Linked DNA regions of Homo sapiens: region 2 is linked to region 1. Evidence: chromatin contacts called from ENCODE Hi-C or POLR2A ChIA-PET data. All regions are on one chromosome and are shown on one strand. The core of a region is the stretch at or near the end of the contact, and the rest is flanking DNA. Distances in the headings are between cores, read along the strand shown. Region 1 overlaps LOC102723403 (a long non-coding RNA gene). Region 2 overlaps MPPED2 (metallophosphoesterase domain containing 2).

Region 1 (5,051 bases), core at 139-2,638:
TTCCCACCAAACTGTACACTCCATGAGGTCAGGAGGTGTGTCTGTGCACTGCAGAATAGTGCTTGGCATGTAACAGGCACAAAATTAGTTGAATCAAAGAATGAACCCATTCACTGAACTTACATTTACAAAATGCCCAATGTCTAAGTGCGAAGGATTCAAAGATGATGATAATCATAACTACCATTCACTGAAGGAGCCCTCAATGAGCTAAAAGCTTTACATACAGTATTTTATTTGAATCCCTCAACAACCCTTTGAATCATGTGTTTCTATTTTCTTTCTTTCTTTTTTGCAAATGAAGACATAGAGGCTCACAGAGACTGACTTATTACCACCAAGCTAGAAAGAGGTAAAACTATAAATTAAACCGGGTTTGTCTGGCCCTGACTCCAGGAATTGTCATATTCAAAGATTAATAAGAGACAAACATCCTCCCTGAGAACCTCAAAGTCTCATGCTTTGGATTTGAAGCATCATTGTCTTAGAGGATCCTCCTAATATTCTGTGGCTGGAGAAAGAATCTGACAATAATTCCTGGAGAACTGGAGTTGGGACATTTGCCATCCTGGGGCCTTCAGGAATGTCCTTGTCCATGGCAGGATCTGGTATGCCATGCTACTTTCCCTTTGGTGAGGTCAGATTCTGCTGTAGAGGTTTGCCAGGGCTACCCATATTCTCATATCCTTGGCTCCAGGTCTGCATATGAGCCCAGCAGCTGTCAGGGATCCTATTTACTTTTAATAAATCTAACAAATGAATGATAAATAAGTGGTGATTCGTCTGCCTCAGAAAATCCAGCAAGGGCAGGACCCAGCCAGGTGCATGGGAAGCTAAACTCTTTTCCAGCCTTCACAACTGAATTTTAAATTGCCAACACCAAGCTCCAAAGTCAGTTCAGACCCACAAAGTTTCTATGTATTTTAGAAGTCACAGAACTACCCCTCTCTCTGGTCTCTTGGAATAAAAGAAAGTTCCTCAGCCTATTCATTCCATGAATTAAAAAAAAAAAAAAGATTAAAAAAGGTCTCCTCGGTTACAATGCCATTCATATCCTTTGACCAGAAAGAGTTAGAGAAAAACTTCGGGATTGATCTGAGGGACACAGAGCCCAGGTTCCATTAAAGTGTATTAATGCCAAGGTCTGTGCAATTAGTGAAAAGTCAATTCCCATTACTAGTTAACACTATTGAATATCTGCTTTCTTTAATAAAAAGCCATGTCCAGTACAAAGAGAATAAATCAATAGGTTGGCTGCATTTAGATCTATTCTGCCTTCTTCTAAAATGCACAGAGAAACTCCCTGTCAGAGCTCCACTGTCTGTCTGCCAAGCTCAGTTTGTAAACTGGCAGCTGGCCCTGCCTTCTTTGCCTGGAATCTTTCATTAGCACTTTCTCACTTTAGCTCTCATTTCTCTCATCAGGAAAATTAAGTTTTATCCCATGCCTAAAATTCTTCTCTTTGAGCTTAATCTCGATCTGCCTCCGAATTGGACTGGTTCAGAAAACGAGCTGCAAAGCCACTGTGGCCATACATCTAAACCTCAGCCTTCGCCAAGCATCGGTTCTTCCTCAGGCCAGGAGAGTAGGGTACACACAATTTCTAACAAGGGTCCAAAGAGTCCCAAGAGCCTGAAAGACTTTTCTCCTCCAGAGATACCCTTTGCGTTCTTTTACATCTGGTAACCTTCCTTGCTGCCAAGGAGCTGGAATGTTCCAGATCCTTAACTGTGAAGAGCAAAAGAAGGATACACCTGTCCGGTGAAGTTTGCAAGCCCTCCCAATTCTCAGCACCACATGCAGAAGAAGGATGCATTCACCTCCTGTCTGTGGAGGCTGCCTTTCTGTAGCTAAGCCCATCTATTTATCTTCTTTGGTGCGGACCACTAAAAGGAGAAAGCTGTTTAGACACTATCTTCATTATAATGCTTGGTTTATTAAAGACTAAAAGGATACTTTGATTCCCACTGTACATATAAGTTACTCATAAGTTGGAAAATTGTGTTTCCGTGAAAGCAAATTACTGTACCTTAAATTATTTCATTAACCAGAATGCTCAGTCTTTGATGGGAAAAGGAGGATTGATATAATTTTACTTTAGTTCAGGTTTACTATGCAGAATTATTTGACATTCTTCTTTAATCCTTTGGTCCTTATTCCGCATCCTCTCTCCCTTCTCAGAGTGTGTGTTTGGTGGGGTGGGTAGGTTTGGTGGTGATATTGGTTTGGGTCATGGTTTCGGTAGATGAATAGATTTGGAATTGCATTCTTTTCAGGACTCAGCAAATTGGTGTGTATCGTTCTGGGTTTTTTCAATTGGTTCAAGTCTACTATTTCTCCACTTAAGCAGGTTGAAATATCTAATGAAACAAGCACTGCTAGAACCAAATCTGTTTATTCCTGTTGCTGAGATCCTTTCATGCCACTTTCCATGGCCCCATTTCTGGTCCAGAGGCCTGGTCTGCCATTAGAGAGAATCACAAACCAGGCCCTACACTGTGAAACCAACGAATGATCCCCAGTACTGTCATGGATGTTTCTTGAAGCCACTGGAGTCGTCCACTGTGGTCGGAGAACTCAGGGAGGGAACCTTCTGCATTGCTTCCCAGAGCAGCTGTGGGGTGACAGTAACAGGCAAACAGTGGAAATGCACACCATCCTAATACAAGGGTGGAAAGTGTTCAGTTGTGAAGAGGCATTTATGTTTACACAAACAGCCAGTTTTTCCTCACATTCAAAGTTACAGAGTTGGACAAGGCAGGCTCACGAGGTGACAAAGAAAAATTTAACTAATCAGGCAGGCTATCCCCAAGTGTTCCAATGGCATGGATGATTCTGCCAAAGGGACTAACTGATGAACAGGTAGCTGGGTGAGGAGACTGCAGATCTTTGTCATCCCAAGCAGATGAAGGTTCCCCACTTGATCAGAGGCAGTGATTGAATTCCCATTTGGGGATCCCACAAAGAAATGGATTGACATTGTCAAGCAATTAATCCAAGGTGAAGTACGATTTAAAAAAATTGGGAAATGAATAAATGCAGTCCCAAGCAATCTACCTGTGTGACACTGATGCAGGAAAATTGCCTTTGAAGAGGTTGGCAGTTGTCTTTGGTCCTTTAGCAAATCCTTCCACGATAACTCTGAAATGAATAGAAGGAGCAGAATTGGATTAAACAATTTTAAATTTTACTTTCACAAAACATAAACAAGGTTTAAAATTTTGAAATTCACAGAATCGCCTCGAATGTCACAAACCTTATGAAGCACCAAGGAGCTAATCCCTCTTATCTTTAAGACTGGGATCAAGGATTTTTTTCCACTCTGTAGGAGCTCCTGAGAACCAACTTTTGCAAAAGAGTCAAGTTGCCAAGCCAGAGCTGGCAGAAGAGTTGCTCCATAAAGTGAGAACAGAATGGAATGCACTCTCACCTTTGAGTTCAAGTGCATGTTGAGATTTTTATCTGAAATGAATTCTGATTAATATCACCTTGGACTAAAGGAGAAAAACATTCAAGCATGTGTTTATACTTGTTGACATGAATAAAAGATACACCTTAAATCTGAGTCATAATACTAGAATAAAAGATGATTATGAAATGCATACCACTGATATAGTCTCACCAAGAAAGTCAACATTCAAATTCCCTAAGACATAGAGAAATTTGTTTCAATAACTTGTCCAATCACTCTTTAGCCATAAGACCAAACTATGGTCCCTACCCATACCACTTTGTTCTTTTGAGTTATTGTCTGTTTCTCACTCTAATTAATCACTTCCCAATCATATTTAAGGAGAAAAAGAAATGGACATACCTTTCAGGGATGCTTTAAAAGCTTCATTATTGTTACTGAGAGAGGACAGCAGGTTGAATTCCATGTTCTGAGGAGAACATTGCATCCATGACAATGTCACACACACACGAGAGCATGAAGCACACCCAGGTAATCAGATGGTGATGCATAGTCCTGCAATCAGCTCTCCTTATTGACCCCGAAGCCTTGCCTTCAGCCAAGTTAGATCTTTCAGTGGAAATAAGATGGAATTATTTCAAAATAAGATGGAAATAATTTGGAAGTTGGCTGGGTAAGACCTGTTGACATGGAAAAGCAGGTTTTTTCCATTTTTCCACTCTCAACTCTATACCCCCTAGATAGACACTCTTATATTTCCTATTTCACCTTCCACAATTTCTTGTCAAAGATTACTTTAAAGTGTACAAAACAATGATATCTAAAGGCTTCCCATCTCACTTAGAGTAAAAACAAAGTCTCTATAATCCCTCATCACCAGGCCACCAGCCAACCACTCACCCAATGTCTTAATTCCTTCTCCAGCCTCCTCCAGGCACACTGGCTTACCTGTGAGTCCTTGAACATTCTGGGCACATTTCTGTTTCAGGGCCTTTGCACTTGCTCTTCCCTCCATCTGGACTGCCCTTCAGTGCCTACATGGCAAAGTCAAGTCTTAATTGTCCCTCTTCGATAGAGACTTCCAGATCTATCCTATCTAAAATTTCAACCTCTCCCACCTGCCAAACAATTTCTATCCTCTTTCCTAACATATCATATAATTAACTTTTCCAATCTCATTTATTGCCTGTCTCTCCACTCGAATATAAGCTCCATGAGGACAGTATTTTATACACTGCTGTATCCTTTGTGCCTGGAACAATTCCTGGCATGTAGTAATGGCCCAATAAATACTAACTGAATGAGTGCATAAATAAATGAATGAATATCAGTGATTCACTAAACCCACCTCTCCTTCATTCACACAAAAGCCAGGTCCTTTCACAGGGCACTTCCAGCATTGCCACCATGATCTTAATTGCAAATAGTTACTAGCTGTTACCAGGCTCCAAGCATTGTATGAAACACCTTACATACACTATCTTATCTTCACAAGCAACTCCTGAGCTGAGTGTAATCATCCCCAGTTTACGATGAATAAATGATGAGCCAGAGAGATCAAGTAACCTGCCCACATTGGCTTGCTAGTATGTGGTAGAGCTCAAATGAAAGTCAAAGTTAAAGTTTGTCTAACACATGA
Region 2 (5,050 bases), core at 2,547-5,046, 64 kb after region 1:
CTAATCAGATTCTTTCAAGAATTTGAATTTAGAAACACTGACACAGCTTTCATTTGGTGGTGGACATGTATAGTCAAGACCAGAGCGAGAAGAATGGTCATTGAAAGCCATGCAAAAATCTGTGGCATACGTGCAAACCTCAGTTCACGCTGATATGGTGGAGAAAGTTCCAGAGAGAAGAGACTGTGTAGCCCTAGCCAGAAAAGGAGAAACTAGGAAAGTATCAGACTTGCTTCCTAACCACTTTCCAAGTCCTTAAGCCATGCCCGGGGTGCTTGCTTATAATAGAAATAAGAATATGAGGAGAATAATTATATTGTGTTATTTAATGCTTTTTCTGTGTCAAGGTACTATTCTAAGCCCTTTATTTGTATTAACTCATTTAAGCCTCGCAGCAAACTCATGAGGTGGGCACTATTATCATCTCTACTTTACAATGAGGAAACTGAGGCACAGAGAGGTTAGGTAAACACAATTAATAACTTGGATATAAACCCAGGCAGTCTGGTTCCAAAAACAATGTTTGCCACCATATAATTCCTCTTCTTATATACTATCTGAATTAATTTACTCCTTGCTCTGGGTGAGACTCTTCTGTACTCTTTCAAGCTTGAGTATCTTGTTGCTTGAAGCCTAGTGAGCTCTGAACTGGAATAATATATCAATTTCATGGTTCTGAAATCCAGTAATAACATAGTGGAGTGGATACCTGTTGCTTTTGTCTGTTCAGATCTTTCCTCCGTCTTTTGGTGACAACATCTGAGTTTCTTTTGGAGAACCACTCCCTTTCCCACTCAGTACATGTGCTTCTGGTAAGACTGATTCCATCCCTGTTCTAGAATGAGTCTTAGGGATGTACATATGACCCAAGTTGTGTCAATGAGAGTCACCCTCAGGATTTGGCTGGTGCTATCTAAGAAGAGGTCAGGGTTTTCTCTCTGGGATCCTGAATCTTAAGACTTATATGAGCCTGGAATTGCCAGGGAGCTATTTTATCTGTCCTATAGATAGCCCCTGCTTGAGAAACCACCACAAAGAAACCCAAGACAAAAAAGAGAGGACTGTAATGATGTTGTTGAACATGTGCATCCAGCTGTACCTGAAGCCAACTGAACTTTTCCTTCTAAGGGCCAATAAAATCTTGTTCTTTTTATTAACTTTAGTTAGATCCTGTTTCTTGAAACTTAAAAAGTCCTAATATATACAATCATTGTATGTACCTGGGGTAAGCAATAATGTCTCCTCCACTCCAAGATGTCTACATCCTAATACCTGGAACCTGTGAATGTTACTGTACACGGCAAGGGGAAATTAAAGTCACTGATGGAATTCAGATGACCTGAAAATAGTAAGATTATCCTGGATTATCTAGGTCGGCCCAGTGTAACCCCAAGGGTCCCTAAAACTGGAAGAGGGAGGTAGAAAAGAAGATCAGAGTGATGCAATGTGAGAAGGACTCAACCTGCTATTGATGGCTTTGAACACAGAAGAAGGAGACTAGGAGGCAACAAACGTGGGCAACCTGTAGAAGCTGGAAAAGTTACGAAAAACCCAGATCTTCCTATAGAGCCTCCAAAAAAATGCAGCCCTGCTGACACCTGGATTTTAGTCCAGTGAGACCCATGTCAGACTTCTGACCAACGTACTTGTAAGATAAATATGTGTTGTTAGAAGCTACTAAAGTTGCTGTGACTTGATAGAGCAGAAATAGAAAATTGGTACAGTACCTACAACGTCTGAGCTGCCTATAAAATGCAGGGACCTGGGAGTGGCCCTGGGCCTCAGCTGACATATGGCACATGGTCAGTCAACACAGCCACACCGCCTTGCTCAGCTAGATGCAGTGCTTTTAGAGAGGAGAAGGTAGTGCTCTCTTTCCTACCTCAATTTGCTTGGGAGGCACCTGGCATTGGAGGCCTGGGGATAATGCCAGGTAGACCCTTCTAGAGTTCAAAGAATCAGTCTTTCTCTCTCTTGTCCTTTAAGATTCCTCACCTTCAGGTTCTTAAACATTTTTATTAGAGTCTAAAATACAGCTTTTCTCATTTGGGATGCCCATCCTTCCCCTTTATTTTACAGTGACCCTCTTCTAAGGTTTGTTTTAAAAGTAAAAACAAAACAAAAAGGCAACTTCGAAACCCAATGAAAACTCAGTGAGCATTTTGGACAAAGAGAGACAGAGAAAAACAAGCAAAAGCATCTGTTTTGCTAGATTTTGAAAACAAGCTTCTGGGCCTATGGTTCTCATCTGGACGTCTAATAAAGAAGGATTTTAACAAGTCTCAAGCACACTCAGGTAGTTGTTACAACGAGGAGATCTGATTTTGCTGTCAGCGAGGATAGTGAATCTCTGAACCCACAGGACACCCAGGGGCTTCCAGAGGCAAAGGAACAGGGCTTAAATTTTTCAGTCTTTCCTGTTTTCCCTTGCAGAATTTTCTCTTAAAACCCCACAGCCATATTCCCCCAGGAAATCCTCAGTTTTATAAGTGCTCTGTAAAAGATAAGACAAACCTATGGTCTATATTTATAGAGACCCAAAATTTCATTTGGTTAATGTTAAGCTGTGACAAAATCCAGAAGTTTCCAAGTTAAGGATGAAGTTTAACAATGTCTGTCTTTTATTTCAACTCAGATCCATATGTGTATGAGAAGAAGAGCAGTTATATTCCAGGAAAAAAAAAAAAAACATTTATCATGGCCTTGATGTGCTTTTACCTAGAGCTTTTACGTAAGTTATTGGATTTAGTTCTTCACAGCAATTTTTAAGGTAGGTATTATCAGCTCTATTTTTAGTTAAAAACCTGAATATCAGGGATATCAAGTAACTTGTCCATGTTCCCAGGACCAGTAAGTAGTAGAGCCAAGATCTGAACCCAGATCTGCTGGCTCCAAAGCCTGGGTTCTTCCCTTGCACAATGCTGACCAAAACCTACTAGCACAATTTCAGTTTTTGCTCTCATATATGTAAAGTAAAAGTAAGGCTGCTCCATACAGAATCTTAGTCTGTGTACTGTACAGCTCCAAGAGGTGCCATGGAATTGTGCAACCGAGGTGGCCTTTAGTAAAAACATAGTATGATATGGCTGTTCTGGGGGCTTTCCAGTCCTCTAAATCCTCTAGGTAAGGTCTTTCCACAAGACAGTGGCAGGCAATGGAAAAAGCAGCCCACTGATGGATTCCAGAATTATCTCAGCGTGGCATAACAAATGGGGCATACAGAAGTGGGGAGATGTGTGTGCTAATTCTCATGCTGAAATTAATTCACTGGCTCACCTGAACCTTAGGTTAGCAAAAGGTCCTCACTGGTTCAGTTTCCTCACCTGAGCAATGAATGAGAGTGGACTCAATTACTGGATTTCAAGATTGCTTTTAGGTTGTAGAAATCTTACGCAGAAATGCAATGCACAAAGCAGGCAAATGCAAAGGTGGGGACTGGGAAGAAGGAACTTGGAGCCTGCTTACTCACTCAGCTCCCTCCTCCTTTCCAACCTGCACCTCTGAACACAGCTGGCCAAAGCTGGCACTTGATGATCTTTCCATATCTAAAAATCCTAATATTTTATAGTTCTGTGCAGATTATCCATGTTCTGAGTAACTGCAGTGAATTGCTCTCAGTGAATTACCTAAACTGCTTGTGAGGGACCAAGTCTAGTGTGAGAGAAATATCTACACAGAGCAGAACACTGAATGTGTCAGTGCCAATGAATAATGCTTTATCCAGTTGAGTTTCAACCTGAAACATGAAACCCCAGCAGTGAGCCCATCAGGGGTTCACTGGAAAATACGTGCACAGCCAACCTCCAGAGCCCCACAATGGGTTTTGTTGTGTAGCAATGGGGGTGAGGGGGGAAAGGAGGAGGAGGGAATCCAAGGGAACAATGTCTATTGCTTCAGCCAAAGGACTTAATAATTAGCTGTGACTAACAAATACCACATGGGAACCAACTTGTAAAAAAATGTCCCACAAAGCACCCTATTGCCAGTGGGCCAATTTGAGCCTGCAACCTCTCCCCTTCTAGGGAGAGATTAGAAAACTAGAAGGAAGGAGAGCAACTCCATCTGCCTGAAGCCACTGGACCAAAGACTCAGATGGATGGAAGCTGGGGATGCTTTCAAAGCACCCTCCCCCTTGCTCTTGAAATTGTAAGCACTTGGCCTCCCTGGGCTGAAATTCCAGGGGCAGGGGCTAAGGGAGTTAACATAGGCAGAACTTACTCCAAACAATGTCAATACAAAACAGGTTTTCTTTATGGAAGCAAGTTAGGACGAAATCGCTGAAAAGGTCATCTGTGTTTGCAGTACACAGTACGGTGGTGCAGGCAGAAGGGAGGTGCCAAGCCATAAATCCAGGGAGGCTTGGACAGGTGAATAGCAATTTACTCCCCCACAAACTTCAGTGGGGGCTGGGTGCGTCCTAGGAAAGCAGGATTTGGAAACAGGAAGTTGGTGCCTGTTATCCTCAGGTGGGCTACTCAGGGTCACAGCCCTGGTGTTACAAATCAACGTCCACAAATTTTCAATGCACAGACAGGTCCTGAGCTGGCTGCATCAAAAAGACTTGGGTTCTTATTACTATAGTCTTCTGGGCACCTTCTGCAGGGATTACAGCTTGGAAGCCTTGGGGCAGCTGTGCTCGGATTTGGCACAGAAGCTGTGAAGGGGAAAGTGCAAAGATCACATAGCACCCAGACTTTAGGAGCTGGCAGGTTGGCTGTGCCAGTTAGCGTAACGAGCACCTGCAGGCTCTTTAAAAGTTAGCCATTCTTATTTTGAAGGCAACGGTTAAGAGCATGGATTATGGAGTCAAACAGACCCAAGTTCAAGTTCCAGACTGGCCAATTATTGGCTTCTCTGGACTTCAGTTTTTACAAATAAAAACAGAATGTTTGCCTATGTGGATAAAGTGAATGAACTTTTGTAAAATTTTTGGCACAGAGGGTTAATGTACAGCTTTTAATTTACATATGATATATATTAACACATACATGTATGTGTGTGTACATATATACATACACAGAGAGAATTGCTCACATTATTTTTTTCTTCC

Evidence for each region. Hi-C counts contacts between places; a loop is a spot of excess contacts on that map. ChIA-PET counts read pairs that join two places held with the same protein, here RNA polymerase II (POLR2A). Pooled maps may share reads with other maps.
Region 2: a loop to region 1 is called in a map of Right ventricle myocardium inferior, with 3 times the contacts of the local background. The contact joins two enhancer-like sites. A Hi-C loop is called at or near these places in 1 of 168 maps with a recorded cell type or tissue (Right ventricle myocardium inferior), 1 of 37 single-sample maps with no recorded cell type and 3 of 50 pooled maps. POLR2A ChIA-PET finds 5 or more read pairs at or near these places in 2 of 52 experiments (CD4-positive, alpha-beta T cell and WTC11).

What each region holds. Positions count from the first base shown.
Region 1 is chr11:30,357,431-30,362,481 of GRCh38, forward strand. It overlaps LOC102723403 (a long non-coding RNA gene), which reads right to left. Exons shown (of 4, transcript XR_001748162.1): 1 at 4,361-5,051; 2 at 3,815-4,021; 3 at 3,058-3,141. Among named protein-coding and RNA genes, the nearest start is that of ARL14EP, 37 kb to the left of the region's middle. Within about 2 kb of position 1,389, at least 2 of the 41 ENCODE cell types and tissues checked have a DNase peak (open chromatin) inside an H3K27ac peak, as active enhancers do.
Region 2 is chr11:30,418,800-30,423,849 of GRCh38, forward strand. The region is part of intron 4 of MPPED2 (metallophosphoesterase domain containing 2); the gene reads right to left. Among named protein-coding and RNA genes, the nearest start is that of ARL14EP, 98 kb to the left of the region's middle. RefSeq lists an enhancer at 4,104-4,604. Within about 2 kb of position 3,797, at least 4 of the 41 ENCODE cell types and tissues checked have a DNase peak (open chromatin) inside an H3K27ac peak, as active enhancers do.